3 separate regions of the Homo sapiens genome follow, and all the other regions are linked to region 2. The links are chromatin loops, found by intact Hi-C in ENCODE. Cell type or tissue: mammary epithelial cell. All regions are shown on one strand. Region 1 overlaps QTMAN (queuosine-tRNA mannosyltransferase). Region 2 has its middle 600 kb from the start of LINC01966. Region 3 overlaps TEX41 (testis expressed 41).

Region 1 (5,000 bases), 1.3 Mb before region 2:
TTGTAGAGGACCTTGAATGCAAGGCTTACAAGTGAGCCAATGTGTACACAGTGCGGGGATGCTGAAGTTTCAGGCTATATTTTTTTAGGAGTAGAGAAACAAAAGGCAAAAATAACAAAACAAAAACAAAAAAATAAAAATTCCATAACAGTACACGTAAAGACTAAAGAAAAAGGGACCAGTTATGAGATGATTAGAGCAATACAGACAAGTTGCAAAGAAAGTCTGAAGAAATGTAGTAACATTTCTCCTCTAAAGGAGGAGAAGGCACTAAAAATGTACCTTCAAGATTTTGAAATGTAATGACTATCGGAAAGATCATGCCATCATAAAAATATAAAATCAAGGACAGTGTCTCATGCAAGAAAAAAGAGTGACTGAACACTATTTAGTAAATCTTAAGTTTAAGGTGTCAGGGTCTGTACAAACAAGCATTTCCTACAAAAATGTTGAGATATGGTCCTAAAGTTACTGATTACAGCAATAAAAATAATATTATCCTTTATACTTATATAAGCTTGTACCTTTCACTGTCTTTTTATCCTTCTAGTGTTGGTAATTACATCAGTTGTACAAATAAGAAAACTGAGGCTCAGAAAGGATGACTTATCAAATCTCACATGAGTATTACATGGCAAAGTGAGACTGGAGACAGATTTTGGAACTTTTGGTATAGAAGTCACTTTGAAGTTGTAAGATTATCAAGAAAATGTGGAAAGAAAACATGGTAACTTATGCGCAGAACCAGAGGGAAAACTTAAGACTGTAACGCAGTGATCATTCAATACCTCAGTAGATGATCAAGATGCCTAACAAAGCATTACAGGGCCTGGCAGTCAACAGGTATTCAATGAATAGCTGTCACATCAACGGTTAGAGGGGAGACAGCACCAAATCGTGTCTTTCTATCTGTGATGGACAGAGGAAATAGCTCTCAGACTAATTTAAGGCAGCCACTTTCTCAAATGAATTCTTACACACAACTGGTACGTAAAATACACAAAAACACCTTTGAGTAAAGCAGGAATAGATGGTCTGGAAATTCACCTAACTCAACCTTTTTTCACTTCCTTTGACAACATGTCCTTTGTATATATTAATATATAGAAATCTCTGAGACAACTCCACGCAACCCAAGAAAATGCTGGAAATCCTCTATGTTAGTCAGTCATAAGAGTGATAATAATTTGGGACATCTGAGTATGGCACGAAAGAAAAGGTAACATGTGGTCTGAAGAGATCATACTGAAATCGAGTACCAGCCTGTCTACACTTGATGGTTAAACAGACACTCCATTGTCATGTTCTACTAGCTGGGATCCTTCATTACTTCTTTCTTGTATTTATTTATGACCAAAAGCTTCCTATGATTATGACTCATATCATCAGATCACTTGGACATCACAACTGTATACAATGGAAATGATATATTTAATCGAGTCAATTCCCTGTGGCTGTCTTGTTCCAGTACCCTGTTGCAGAACCTCCCCACCCACTTACATCTTGTAAGAAACTGGCCATGCCACATTATTCCACATAGAAGCCAGAGAGGAAAAGAACAGCATAATGTCAGAAGGTTAAAATTAAATGTGAATGCCCAAATTTCATATCTTACCAGAAAGAAGTTTTGTGATCTAATCATGTTACTGATAGGACCAGTTACATGTATGACTAGGGAGGAAAGGATATGAATGTCCCTACAGTTGAAAAAAACGAAAGAATGATTGAGTCCTTTCTAACAGTAGACTTGACAATGTTGTTCCATTTTAATATAAATTGTAAATGAAAAATCCAGTCCAAATGGAGAGTAAAAACAGTAATCATTATTTTAAAATCCAGCCCAAGTAAGTAGTAAAAAACAGTAATCACTATAAGATTTTATTATGGCAATACCTGTGTACAAATATGAAGAAATATGTAAAGAAAATCACAGGCTAATTCTTGGATAATTTATTCAAGGAGTAAGTTATGAAAATTCATCAATAAGTAGAATAAATGGGGTAAGGCAAAGAGAGCTTACCATAGATTCTATTTATGCAACTACAGTTTTAATTTAGTTTGCATTGATGGACTCTTATTTCATGTGTTACAGTGATGTTAAACCTAGACACAACATGCCTTGCATCTCAAGTTTTCATAGTACAAAGACATTTGGACGTGGCATAGACAGTTGCTCCTTTTGCTTCAAGTGATAAATGGTTCAGCTGTAAAAAGGATCTGAATAGACCTAACAAAAATCAGTGAGTGAATTTAGAAGAGTAACTACATGCATTAAAATTTTTATTTTGCTCTCCTGATTTTTACACGGTAATTTGCCTTCAGGAGAAACCATGCTGACACTGTCCTGGGTGTTTTCAGGCCTTTGCAAATGAGGCTGAGACCTGGTTCCAGGAACGAATATACTTCAAAGGAAACAGTACCACCTACAACACCTGTCATCAAAAAAGACAGTGGGCCAATCAAAAAACCTAGGTCAAAAGAGCATAACTTGGGCAAGATGCTGGTTAAATTCAATGAATAAAGCAGAAGAGTAAAGATTTCAAGGAGAAGTCTTGCTCAGAATTTAGGAAGTGACTCTGGAAAATCTTGTACAGATGTCAAGCTTGACTGGGATTATGCAGCGGACAGAACTGGCAGGAACTAAGGAAGAAGTATCAAAGCCCCAGAAGGTGCCTATAGAATAAAGCAGAATATATCAGGGGAAAAAAACAAAGAGAGAAAAATCTGGCCAAGTTAGCTAAAGGTGGCAGTTGAAAGGTGAGGAGAGATAAGGGAAAGAGCAGCAAAGTAAAGGCCTAGGGCTGATCTCATGGCAACTGGCAACAAGAGAGACCTAGGGGTGAATGTCAGCTGGAAGAACGTAGGAGCCCAAACAGCTGTGCGGACGAATTCCAGGTCTTGGATGGATAAAACTATAAGTCACATCAACGAGCAGGTGTGCATCTGAAGCTAAGGATGTGTCTATCAGCTGACTCAGGTAAGAATGGCTCAGGTACTGTGCAAGACTGAGTTTGCAGATAGGGGGCATCAGTGGACCTGACTGTGCCCAGCTAGGGAAAGCCAAAGGCACAGAAACAAAAAGAGGGTGAAGAGACAGCAGTAAATAGAATAACACAAAACTGTTTCTGAATTATAATATGTGTACTTGGTAGAGACTACAAAACAAACCCGGAATATGAAAATGTGGATTTATCCAAAAGACAAAATTTTATTGTATTTTTACCCAAAAAAGATCCCTAATAATATTAACAATAAATTTAAAACTTCCTAAAGTACAAAATTATAAATATACTATTATTAAAGCAATGTAAGACTAGATACATAGGAAAAGACCATAAGGAAGTAAAACAGGTTATTACAGATTCTGGGTTTATGAATTTTCATATTTTATCTCCAAAGTTCTATTATACAATTATATATTACTTTTAAAATTTAAAAAATAAAAAATATTAACAATAAAACTTGTAATAGTAAGCATGCCTATTACCTTTTGAATTATTTGATTTAAAGTAATTTCTACTTATAAAATATTCTTAGGTAAAGAGCAAGGTATGTACATAGGCTTTTACCTATTGAAGTCCTTATAAAATCTCCTAAAGTTAGTAATCCCTACATCTAATTTATCCATAACTATAAGGTACAGTTTAAACTAAGGAGATCATCTCAAGTTTTCTTTTTATAAAAATCCCTTTATTTGTAAATACATAAGGAATATATGCTAACATTGCCTTTTCACAGTAGTAGGAAAAGGTTAAATCAAAGGAATCATTGTGGTGTGCGTGCAATGCAAATTATATGGCAAACAGTGCCAGAGACTGGTTTTAAAGGGCAAAAAATCATGTCATCTCCATATTTGTTTAAAACCCCACAATGCATAGATACACTATTTAACAACTGCATTCATTAATGTTTAAACTAGAACTGTGGTTAAGGTCATGTACTCCAAAGGTGGGCCACCTGGGTGTACCATGGACTATGAAGGCAGACTACCCAGGTCTACCATGGATTCTAAGGGAAGACTGCCTGCTTTGCTAACTACTAGCTATGCGATTTAGGGAAAGTTTGTTTGTTTGTTTGTTTGTTTGAGACAGAGTATTGCTCTGTCACCAGGCTGGAGTGCAGTGACACAATCTGGGCTCACTGCACCTCCGCCTCCTGAGTTCAAGCGATTCTCCTGCCTCAGCCACCCAAGTAGCTGGGACCACAGGTGTGCGCCACTATGCCTGGCTAATTTTTGTATTTTTATTAGAGATGGGGGTTTCACCATATTGGCCAGGCTGGTCTCGAACTCATGACCTCAGGTGATCCAACCACCTCTGCCTCCCAAAGTGCTGGGATTACAGCTGTGAGCCACTGCACCTGGCCAAGTTTTGTTTTTTGCATTTTTTGTTTTTGGTCTTCTGTTTGTTTCTATTTCCTCATGTGATAAATGGGCCTATGAGAGTACTCCTCTTATAGGGTGGTGTGAGATGTGTAAGGTGCTTAGACCACTGCTTGGTACATTGTAGGCATGATGTAAGCATTTTGAGACTGTTTACCATTATTATTATTAAATTGTTTTGGCAATGAAATCCAAATTAAATGATGAATCAAATTTCAAAATGTTGCAATATCTGAGAATTGTTTTATTTGCCATTCTATAGTTTCTACTCTTACTATTCTTGTTTTCATCATACAAAATGTTACTTATCAAAATTATTAGAAAATTCTTCTACACATGAACAGTATGTGACTTAATTACTCCAGATCTTTACGCAATAACCATTTTCCAGAGCCACTGCACTTAAGTAATTCCTATACCTTAGAATCTACTGAAAGAACATTCTGTCAGTCTTTTTTCCAAACACAGTGCAGTGTGCAATGATCCAATTTGGTTAAATTTTGGGTTGTTGGCAATTGTAAGCTCATTTGGAAGTAATTTTTCTCCCTAGATCACTTGTGCTTGAGCTGAGAGAAGAAAAAATGAAATTATTATTATTGCCAAAATTATACAGACTGCC
Region 2 (5,000 bases):
TTATCTCCCTGTCTTTCTCTCCTTCCTCTCCTCCAGATTTTAAGTGAGTCTATTCAGGAAACAAACTCACAGTGCCAGAATAAGATATAGCTACAGATTCTCTGTGAGGAAAAATATGCTATGTGAGGATTTATATCCCATAATAATGAAATGCAGCACTGTAGCATGGCATGCTTTCACACAAAACCTTCACCATAAAATGCATGACTTTGGCGTTCAGAAAAATATGCAGATATCCATAGCCTATAGGTAGAGAAGCATATCAATATTTTAGCTTCTCTAATGCTTTTGAATAAAGACTTTATATTCGCTGTTTTCATTCCAAGCTTTTTCTCTTTATTTATTTTTGCTTTTCCCCGGAGAAGCACCATGAAGGGACTTCATGGCCTCACGCCTCTGGACTAGACATCATTTAAAGCTAAAGATAAAGAAAAAATAAGAACTGAACAACACAAAAAAGAATGAATTGATTTTTTCCTCAGCCATAATAATTACTCCTTACTTTTTAAAACACACAAAATAATTTTCCTTTTGTTTGTGATGGCCTTGATAATGAGCTTTTCACCACAATGGTTTAAAAAGTGACATTCATAGATAATACTTGGAAACTTTAAATAAAAGAAACTGTCGAGAACTGAAAAGAATAGAGTTTCATTCTGCTCCTGATCTTTGCTTTTTTTTTTCCATTTCTATCAATGCCTGTCCAGTGATACTTACCCGTCTTATCTAATGGCTGAGTCACTATCAGAAATAATAAAATCCACTCACACGAGGAAATATAAAAATGTGCGTTGTCATATTTGCTATTTTATAAATTTGAACTGCATGGCGCCCTTGTATTTGGTAACTGTCACTTGTCTCTAGACTCTGCTTTGAGTCAAAGAAAATTCAAGTCTCCATAATTTAGAATGGAAAAGGTAGCATAGCTTTGAAAATAGTTCAAAAACAATCATCTTAGGGAGCTATCCATCAGCTGTCATTTTCCTCTGAAATACCTGTATTTCCTCCTTGCTCTTGTGTCTGTTTGCCAGTAGGAGAACAATACAGTAGCCTGTATTTTTACTTATCAATAAATGTGAAACTGGATGCACATGATGTCTGTGTATTTTTCCCTTTTCATTTTTAATATCAGTTAACAAACTCTATGTGAGTGTTTAGTTGAAGAAGGATTGAAGAACATGGCAGTCAGGTAACATAACATTGAACACTAGATTTAGTTCATCATTATATTTTAAACTAAGTTTCCTTAGTCCCACACTTATTTGTAATAAACCCTAAGAAGTGGGGGAATAAAGGATACCTTTCTTTTCCTTCCCACAGGGAAGCAACTATTTTCTTATAAGCCATCAGAAGGGAGAAAAGCTGAATGAGATGAATCGAATTCCACTATCTTCATTTATGTATTTATTATTTTAATCCCTCATTCATTGAATCACATATTTATTTAATAAATATGGTCTAACCATGGTAGACTAATTTTTATTTTTTAAATTTTATTTATATATTTATTTTTGAGACAGAGTCTTGCTCTGTCGCCCAGGCCAGAGTGCGGTGGCGCGGTCTCAGCTCACTGCAAGCTCCACTTCCCGGGTTCACGCCATTCTCCTGCCTCAGCCTCCGGAGTAGCTGGGACTACAGGCGCCACGCCCGGCTAATTTTTTGTATTTTTAGTACAGACGGGGTTTCACCGTGTTAGCCAGGATGGTCTCGATCTCCCTACCTCGTGATCCGCCAGTCTCAGCCTCCCAAAGTGCTAGGATTACAGGCGTGAGCCACCGCGCCCGGCCCTAGACTAATTTTTAAAAAATTAGTTTAAAAAATTATGATAAGCTAAATTGTCTAGTGTACAATATTATGTTATGCACTGAAAAAGAGACATGGGACTTACCATTTAGGGTGACGGACAATAAACACTTAATCGAATATACCTGGAGTAGGTACTATTAGAACACAGATTTGTGGACCAGCAGGGCAGGGGCAGGCAGAATTGGCATTAGTTTAGATAAGATGGCTGAGAAAGCACACTTTGTGGAGGTAGCTTTGAGTTAATGCTTGATAAAGAAAGAGCAGGTGGTGGCTACATAAAGACTTGGAGAAAATGCCTTTTGAGAAGCAGGGAGAGCTGAGGTGATGGCACTTAGACTGGATGAAGCTTGGTCTGTTCAAGAAAGTGCAAGGATGCTGTGTGACTGGAAAATTGTCACTTCGGGGTCATGGAGGGAATGGAGACAAATGTTGAACAGGGGCTTTCTCGTGTAGCATCTTAAAGCTGTGACACTTCACTGGAAGCTATTACAGGATTTTATTAGCACAATGACAAGAAAATTCATCTATAGTTTAAAAGAATATTCTAGCTGTCAACTGGAGAGAACCTGTGCAGAGGCAAAGATTTCTTAAAGGAAGAATTCAGTCATAATGGTTTACTTATTTCACTTGAGATATGACTATAATTTGACAGATTTTTAAAAAACATATGTGAAATGTATATATTCAAAGATGCGTGGTGTTGTGAATCACAACCCTAAGAATATATTCTTATAACTCTAACAATATCACTTTTGAAAATAACAGATTTAAACATACTTTTGGGAGGAGTTCAGAGCCTGTACCTTTACCTAGAATGACGGCATGTTTTGTAACTTTGATTAGTGAATCTGATTTTTAAGAACAGAATAAAAACATTTGGAGTCTTATCTAGTGAACAGCATGGGTTAATAAAAAGGGTGATGTGTACTTTGGTGAGAACATGACTAACATTTTGTTTTTATTGTAAAAACATTTTCAAAGTTCAAGTTGCAAAAAAGTTTTAAGCAATTGCAATATCTTTGGAATAGGTGATCTCTTCTGCCCCCAGATGGTGATGGTTTTTCTCACCTCTAAGCTTCCAGTACAATTTAACCTTTATCTCCCATAAGAAATGAATCACTTGGGTGTGGTGTCTTACAAGCACTCTCATATTGTCTTCCTGGCAACACTGGAAACTATTGAGAGTGGAATCATGCTTTTTGCATTATTTATCTTTCTTGGTCCAGTGCAACTGGTACTTAGATGATCATCTTTACCTACCCAAGTCCCAACTCAGCTAACCTGAATAATTGTGCCATTTTCAAACTCAACTTTGCCCAGCCTTAGAATTCAGCAAAGCCTGGTCTGGTGACACTAGGACTCTCTGTTCACTAACTAGTGGAACTTGGAGAAAATCTCCATTGGAATGTGCAAGTTGATGGGACTAGAAAGACTAGAAGTAATTTCTTTGCCTTTCCTCTATATGTATTACTTTCTTTTACACATTTCTAATTTATTTTGTTTTCATTCTCTTGATTGCTTTTGTTTTCCAAAGTCTCTTGCCATAACTATATTTTCAGTCAAATCTAATTTTCCATGGGCACCTAATAATCTGATCTATGTTTCTGAGATAATTATGTCTTTTTCTTGGAATTTTTCATGATTTTAGTCAACTCTTATGTTATACATTTAGTTTTATCATTATTTCTCTTCTGATTTGGCATGGACTTTCATATCTGCCAAATAATGTTTGTTTAATTTATATTGTAGTATTGAGTTGCAGTTTTATTCTGTTTTCCAGTTTAGGTTTCTGTTAACACCTTAATCAATTGAATAATTTTGATTGCCACTTTCTGTTTTGTTTAGTTTTTTATGTGTCACTTTGCATGAGTTGTTCCTGCCATTTTGTTGTTATTCATTTTTAAATGTGATAGAGTTTTCAGGGCAAGCAATAAAAGGTGAAATATGGAAGGCTTGAGTAGTTACTAGACTTCTTAGTTTAGTAGAATTCTCTTTTATTGATATAGAGCAGTTTGATTTCTTTAACTAACTCTACATATTGGGAATGGGTTGGTGCATCTTCTGATTCTACAATCTATTTTTGTTTTGTTTTGTTTTATGGACCACTAAAGGATTGCTTGCTTTCTTCTTTTCTCTTCTTCCCAAATCTTCAAACTATTCCATTTCCTTCCAAATTGCTTCAATCTGCTCTAGAGTTTTACCTTCTCAGAATTGCCACCTCTAATCCCATGCACTTTCAAGCCAATTCCTTTTGAAGCCGTTAGAGTTCTAATCCATAAGGTGTCAAACCTGCTCCTGCTTTCCGTACATTTTCCCATCAGGATGGGATTGAATAATTCTGAGGGTTAGGTTTACTGAGTTGCATGACCTGCTGGTACTCTCCTCTTTTTTTGTGGAAGCTAAGACTGACTCAGCTTTCTGCCAGGGTGTCAGAGATTACTGCTAATTTCAGGTGTTTATTCTTGCACTTACATACAAATAGAAGTTTTTGTATTGTTTTCCCTGCTATGTTGTATTTGTGGGTTATAGGTGGATTTATCTGATATCCTTATTAAACGGTATTCTTTTTGGAAGATTTGTGGCTATGTGTGCTGTTACTTGGATTCAATTATCATGAAGAGCAGCAGTACAGTAACATTTAGAGCTATGTTATGAACTATTCTATTATTTATTTCATATTCACTTTAGAATACCTAACTTGACTATTTCACATGCTTGGACATACAGAAGATTTCCTTAGTTTTTTCCCTTTATTTGCAAAATACCTGATTCTATACTTATACACAGGTATTAATTTAACAATCACCTTCAAGAGGGCACTAATTATTTCAGCTAATTTTTCATGGCTCAATACATGTGTTAGATCCCAGCACAAAATGTACTCTAATAGATTTTGGACAGAAAAGTCATGCATTTGAGCCAATTATCTATGTTAGAAAACTCTTCTAAGTGGGTTTAAGCCAATGATACCTACTGAAAAATAACTCCATTGGGTCATGTGCCATCACCATTACTAAGCAACTATAAGAACCAACTATAATAACGTAATGCAGAAATTCACGGTCTAAGAAGGCAACCACTGTGTGGCAGACAGAACATGAACTTTGACATCAAATTGAATTATTTCATTTTAGATTTGCCACTTATTAGGCCCGTTCAAAATTAGTTATTCTGTCTCAGTTTTTAATTTTAAT
Region 3 (5,000 bases), 590 kb before region 2:
AGGTACAACTGCTATTGTCTTCTGGTTGGTCTCCTTGCTTCTAATCCAGCCCTCATTGAAGTACTTTATGAAAAAGAGTGGTATTTTGAAAACACACATCTGAGTGTGTTGCTTTTTGGATGCTATTTCTTTGAATAATCATTCTTCCATATCCCAGTAAGTTGATAGCCCCTCGCTCTTCACATTCAAGCCTAGATATCAAAACCTCCAGGAGTGTTTCCTCAAGAACCAACTCTTTTAGGACTAACTTACATGTCTCTTCTTTTTATTCTCACAGAACTCTTCTGTGATCAAAGCATTTATCACATTCTATTATCATTGGCAGGTTACCTGTCTATTTTCTCCAAAAACTGTAAGGCATGTGGGGTAGGGGCAGCATATGTTTTGTTAATTGTCATATTCTTAGTACCTAACATGATCCAGGAATACAGTAAGTATTCAGTATTTGTATTTTAAGTAATTAATTGAATGCATGAACATTTAACATGAAATGTAAAATAATTCAATTACTAAAGCCAGAAAAATACCTGTTTAGTTATTCAGAATGGCCAATTGAGTGAAAGAGACAGCTAAAGAACAACAAGAAAATACTCAGAGTAAAACACAAAGAGATTAACAAATATAAAGACAAAGATGAGAACTTTGCTAGTTCTACTAGGTAATGCAGAAAATGAGATACAGAGAGAAGGATGTGACCTCCACCTATATTCTCCGAGACACAAGGTGGGGGGGAGGGAAGAGAGAGAGAGAGAGAGAGAGAGACAGACAGATACCAATACACAAAGATAAATAGATTTTTTAGACTTACCAACTCCCACATGGCAAAGAGGATGCAATAGATATCCTTGAAACTTATTACTATACTTCTTTGAATCTCTGATAGGCACAAAGAATGAATGTTTTACTAAAGTTTTGCAGTACTTTTCATAAGTGGAGTGTTGACTTTTAGCACTCTCTCCATGGGTTACCTACAATTAGGTTGTTCATGGGAGGTTTCCCAAACACTAGCCCTCTAATAAAGGAGATTTTACCATCAAACAAATGCTAGCTTGTATTAAACTACTGAGCACGGCATTTTCAAACTAGACCTTGGAATACTGGCAAGAAGGCTAGGATGCAAACTTTCAATAATTCTGCTTTATTATGATTCATCCTTATCTGGTTAAAAATTCTTATACATGAACTGGGTATTTTTTATTTATTTGAAATATATTATAAATTTACTATGTACAAAGTTATTGGATATTATTTTTCTACTCAAGACCCTTGAGCAAAGAGAATTTTGGTCTTAGCCGGTCTTAACTGATCTCAAGCTGTGAAGTAGCCATGGTAGTTATTGGGGTTTCAGAAATGCCATGGCGGTATAAATATAGCTTTTCTAAACTTAATCTCACCTACTATTATATTCTTTATTTCTTTTAATGAGGAAGTTGTTAATTCTACTCTAAGAAAATAATGGAAACAACTATTTATACCTTCATCCACAAAAGTATGCTCAACAACAAAAGTCTTCCAACAACCCCCTTATGTAGTTTTTGTCCTATGTCTACATCTAAAGTCATATTGTTTAGTTAGATACAAATAGTGAAACTGTTGCCTTTCAAAACAGTGGGAAAGAAAAACCACTATTAAGAAATTTGTATTAAAATTACTCTTCACTCTCTGACTCACGCACTACTGTGTAGGGCAGGGTCTCTCAGTCCAGGCATGATCGATGTTTGAGACTGGATAATTATTTGTGGTGGAGGCTGTCCTGTGCGTTATAAGATGTTTAGCATCATTCTTTGCCTCTACCCAGTAGATACCAGCAGCACCTTGCCCCCCGCCCGCCAACTATGACAAATAAAACTGTGTTTAGACTTTGCTAAATGTCCCCTGGGAGGTGAAATTGACCCTCATTGAGGACCACTGCCCTGGGTTTTGTAGTTTGTTTCTGTTTTATACATACAGTCCACGCTATATTGTGGCTACTCAAAACTGTCTTTTTAAATGAATAAATAAAAGCCGTCTATCCTCCTTCTGTTCTAAATAGGTGTCGACCACAACAACAAAAGTTTCAGGAGACTTACTATGTGCTCAACATTGTATTAGGTATTATGGTTGACCCTAAAGAAGCATCAGCTTGGCTTTGCACCAAAGAAGTTTTTAGTCAAGTTGGAGAGAGATCACTACTCAAAGAACGCAAGAGACTAATGGAAGACAGAATATATTGGCAGCAGACTAAAAGGCAGAATGGTCACACTTCAAAATGTTTGGTACAAGCTATGGTGATGTTATTGATCTTCTGATTTGATGTTCCTGTGAAGGTTCTATGACCTATTTTGATATGTAGACAGTGGTAAAATGCTCAAAGCTCTTTGCTACGATATGTAATAACAAAGGGAACAGTAAAAAATATTCTGTTTAAATAAGCCAGATCACTTTTACATGTGATGGCCAAGCCATGCAGGGGAGGAGGTGCTGAGCCTGGTTCTGTTAGTAACTGAGTGGTAGCTGAAGAAGACAAATCTAACCAGGCATGGCAAGTCCGTGGATGCCATGAGAGCCTGTGCATTTAGAACTAGGGCACACTAACAGAGATCAAACTAAGTTTTTCCACTAACATCAGACCTTTGCAATTTAATGATTATAAAACTTTCCTAACATTTGCAAGTTTCTAAACATTTATTTTCTTTTATTCTGTGCAATTCCTATTACCATTGAAATTATTTAGGTCACATATTTTTGTGTTATTTAAGTAACACTCAAAGACAAAACCAAGAAATTCTTTTTCTACTTTTAACCATCCTGATTGGATAGTTTATATTTATATCAAGTTCTAATCTCCTAAAATTTTTAGTGTGTTTAATAATGAATCTTTGAAGAATATGATACACTTGTGTAATAGCTTTTTCATATAATAAAATTTTCCAAAGTAAATAACCTGACAAATTAAAAAAAACTCATACATTAAATGTAAAGTACTATTTTGTTATAATCATAGAATTTAATAAATTAAAAGGATTTTAGAGAATATTAAGTTGATGGAAGTTACTATAACTCACAAATATTTTGGTACTCCCACCTTCTGGGCTTATAGCAGAATTGCACTTCTATACTGACTTGAAGCCAGGTGTGGACATATGACATGCTTTAGCCAATTAAACATGATCGTGTGTTATTACCAGGCAAAAGCTTTAAGAAGCAGTGGGTGGTTTTCCTGTGTCATTGTGACCAGTGATATTCCAGGCAGTGGTAGCTCTGTTATCTTGAATCTTGGAGTGAGGATGATGACAAAGCAGGAACATGATCCCAGCTGACCTGCATAGAACATCTAGAGGGAAGGAGAAATAAAATTTTTGGTTTAAACTACAAATACAGTCAGCAAACACAAATACAGTCAGTAAGATTTGGTGATTGTAACCACAGCCTAACTTAGATCACCCTGTTTGATACAAAATCCACATTCCCCATTGTCAAATAGTTATTTAAGGCACAGAGAAATTGCAGCACTTGACTGTGGTTGCAAATGAGGTTGACAAAATCTTTTCCAGAATCAATATCTGCTGCCTAGAGTAGTATATTTTTCCACTTTACCAATGTTCTCCCAAATTTTGCATGTGTACCAACATTGAATATGAGGTGATTTTGTGATATAAATATTACTTTAAATGATAATGTATCACTTGGGCAGAAAGTTAATGTCTCTTCAGTTGTCTTTCACTCTTTCCGATTAATGAAAGGAAGAATTCTCTATTTGGTGTTAGCATGTCTATAACTGTGGATATTTAGCTGCCTTCTAACCATTCCTTTAAAAAAAAAAAAAAAAAGAATGAGAGAACAGGACTCAGGCTCTGAGCCTTCCTTAGGCACCAGACAGAATTCAATAAGTGTTTGATTTTCACTGAGATAAATTTTACAGTTACTTTTTGTTGTTGTTGTTGTGGAGACAGAATCTCTCTCTGTCGCCCAGGCTGGAGTGCAGTGGCGTGATCTCGGCTCACTGCAAGCTTCACCTCCCAGGATCAAGTGATTCTCCTGTCTCAGCCTCCTGAGTAGCTGGGACTACAGGCACATGCCACCACACCCAGCTAATTTTTGTATTTTTAGTAAAGACAGGTTTTCTCCATGCTGGCCCGACTGGTCTCAAACTCCTGACCTCAGGTGATCCGCCCACCTTGGCCTCCCAAAGTTCTGGGATTATAGGCATGAGCCCCTGTTCCTGGCCACAGTCACTTCTTTTATAAGGTTTTCCATTTTCGTAGTGACATAACATTTACCTTAAAGATATATTTGTTCAAGAACCAAAAGTTAAAGAAAAATATTAGCTAAATTACAAGGCAGATGCTATGCAGATATGGCAGAAATTGCAAGAGTAATTAATACACAGTGGTGAGTGGTGAGGTGAAAATAACTGGTGCTGGGTAAAGAAATTCTACCATGTCGAAGTACTGACATCAGATCCTCTCTTTTCATAAAAAACAGAAAAATAGGGAAATATATATTCATTTATTCTATGAGTTTCTATTCAATTCTGTTAGCAAAACCCATTCCTTTGACATCTACCAAAGAGAATTTGCTAGGTCCTTGGTGGCACAAAGATGTGTACAGTCTTTTCTCTAATCCTCAAAGACTGAATGTCACATATAACTGGAAAAAAACTCTTTTAATATAAGAAAACAAAAAAATCAGCAATTTTACTCACCTTCTGTGATCACATTTGAATCTTGTCTACACTTGTAGGCTTAATAATCTATTTAAATAATGCTTATATAAATTGATTTCAAAAGTACTTTCTATTGTTATTGTTTTTTAATTTCAGATCTCTAAATAGTGTCCCTAACTGACATTTCTTTTGTATGTGGGTAGGTAAAATTGATTTTGTCTCAATTAGATAGCACCTATCTCTTTGTTGGCCTGGTCAGGGTGAGGAGCAAGTGAATGCTTTCTATATTTAGAATAACAGTGGAGAATGACATAATTAACAAAAAGTAAGCAACATAGAAGGAAGAGCAGGTTTC

What was found. Peaks named below come from ENCODE experiments on the same cell type or tissue, not always from the same donor. Only the 100,000 strongest peaks of a DNase experiment are listed, where the experiment ranks them.
Region 1: a loop joins it to region 2, with 12 times the contacts of the local background. A loop is called at or near these places in 1 of 110 quality-filtered maps.
Region 3: a loop joins it to region 2, with 4 times the contacts of the local background. A loop is called at or near these places in 1 of 110 quality-filtered maps.

What each region holds. Positions count from the first base shown.
Region 1 is chr2:144,159,859-144,164,858 of GRCh38, forward strand. The region is part of intron 4 of QTMAN (queuosine-tRNA mannosyltransferase); the gene reads right to left. Among named protein-coding and RNA genes, the nearest start is that of QTMAN, 170 kb to the right of the region's middle. In mammary epithelial cell, a CTCF peak has its summit at 3,021; no DNase peak of the experiment used is centred here.
Region 2 is chr2:145,481,753-145,486,752 of GRCh38, forward strand. No RefSeq gene overlaps it. Among named protein-coding and RNA genes, the nearest start is that of LINC01966, 600 kb to the left of the region's middle. In mammary epithelial cell, a CTCF peak has its summit at 2,856; a DNase peak (open chromatin) is centred at 2,899; H3K27ac peaks cover 398 bases.
Region 3 is chr2:144,887,856-144,892,855 of GRCh38, forward strand. All of the region lies in intron 2 of TEX41 (testis expressed 41), which reads left to right. Among named protein-coding and RNA genes, the nearest start is that of LINC01966, 8.4 kb to the left of the region's middle. In mammary epithelial cell, a CTCF peak has its summit at 3,068; no DNase peak of the experiment used is centred here.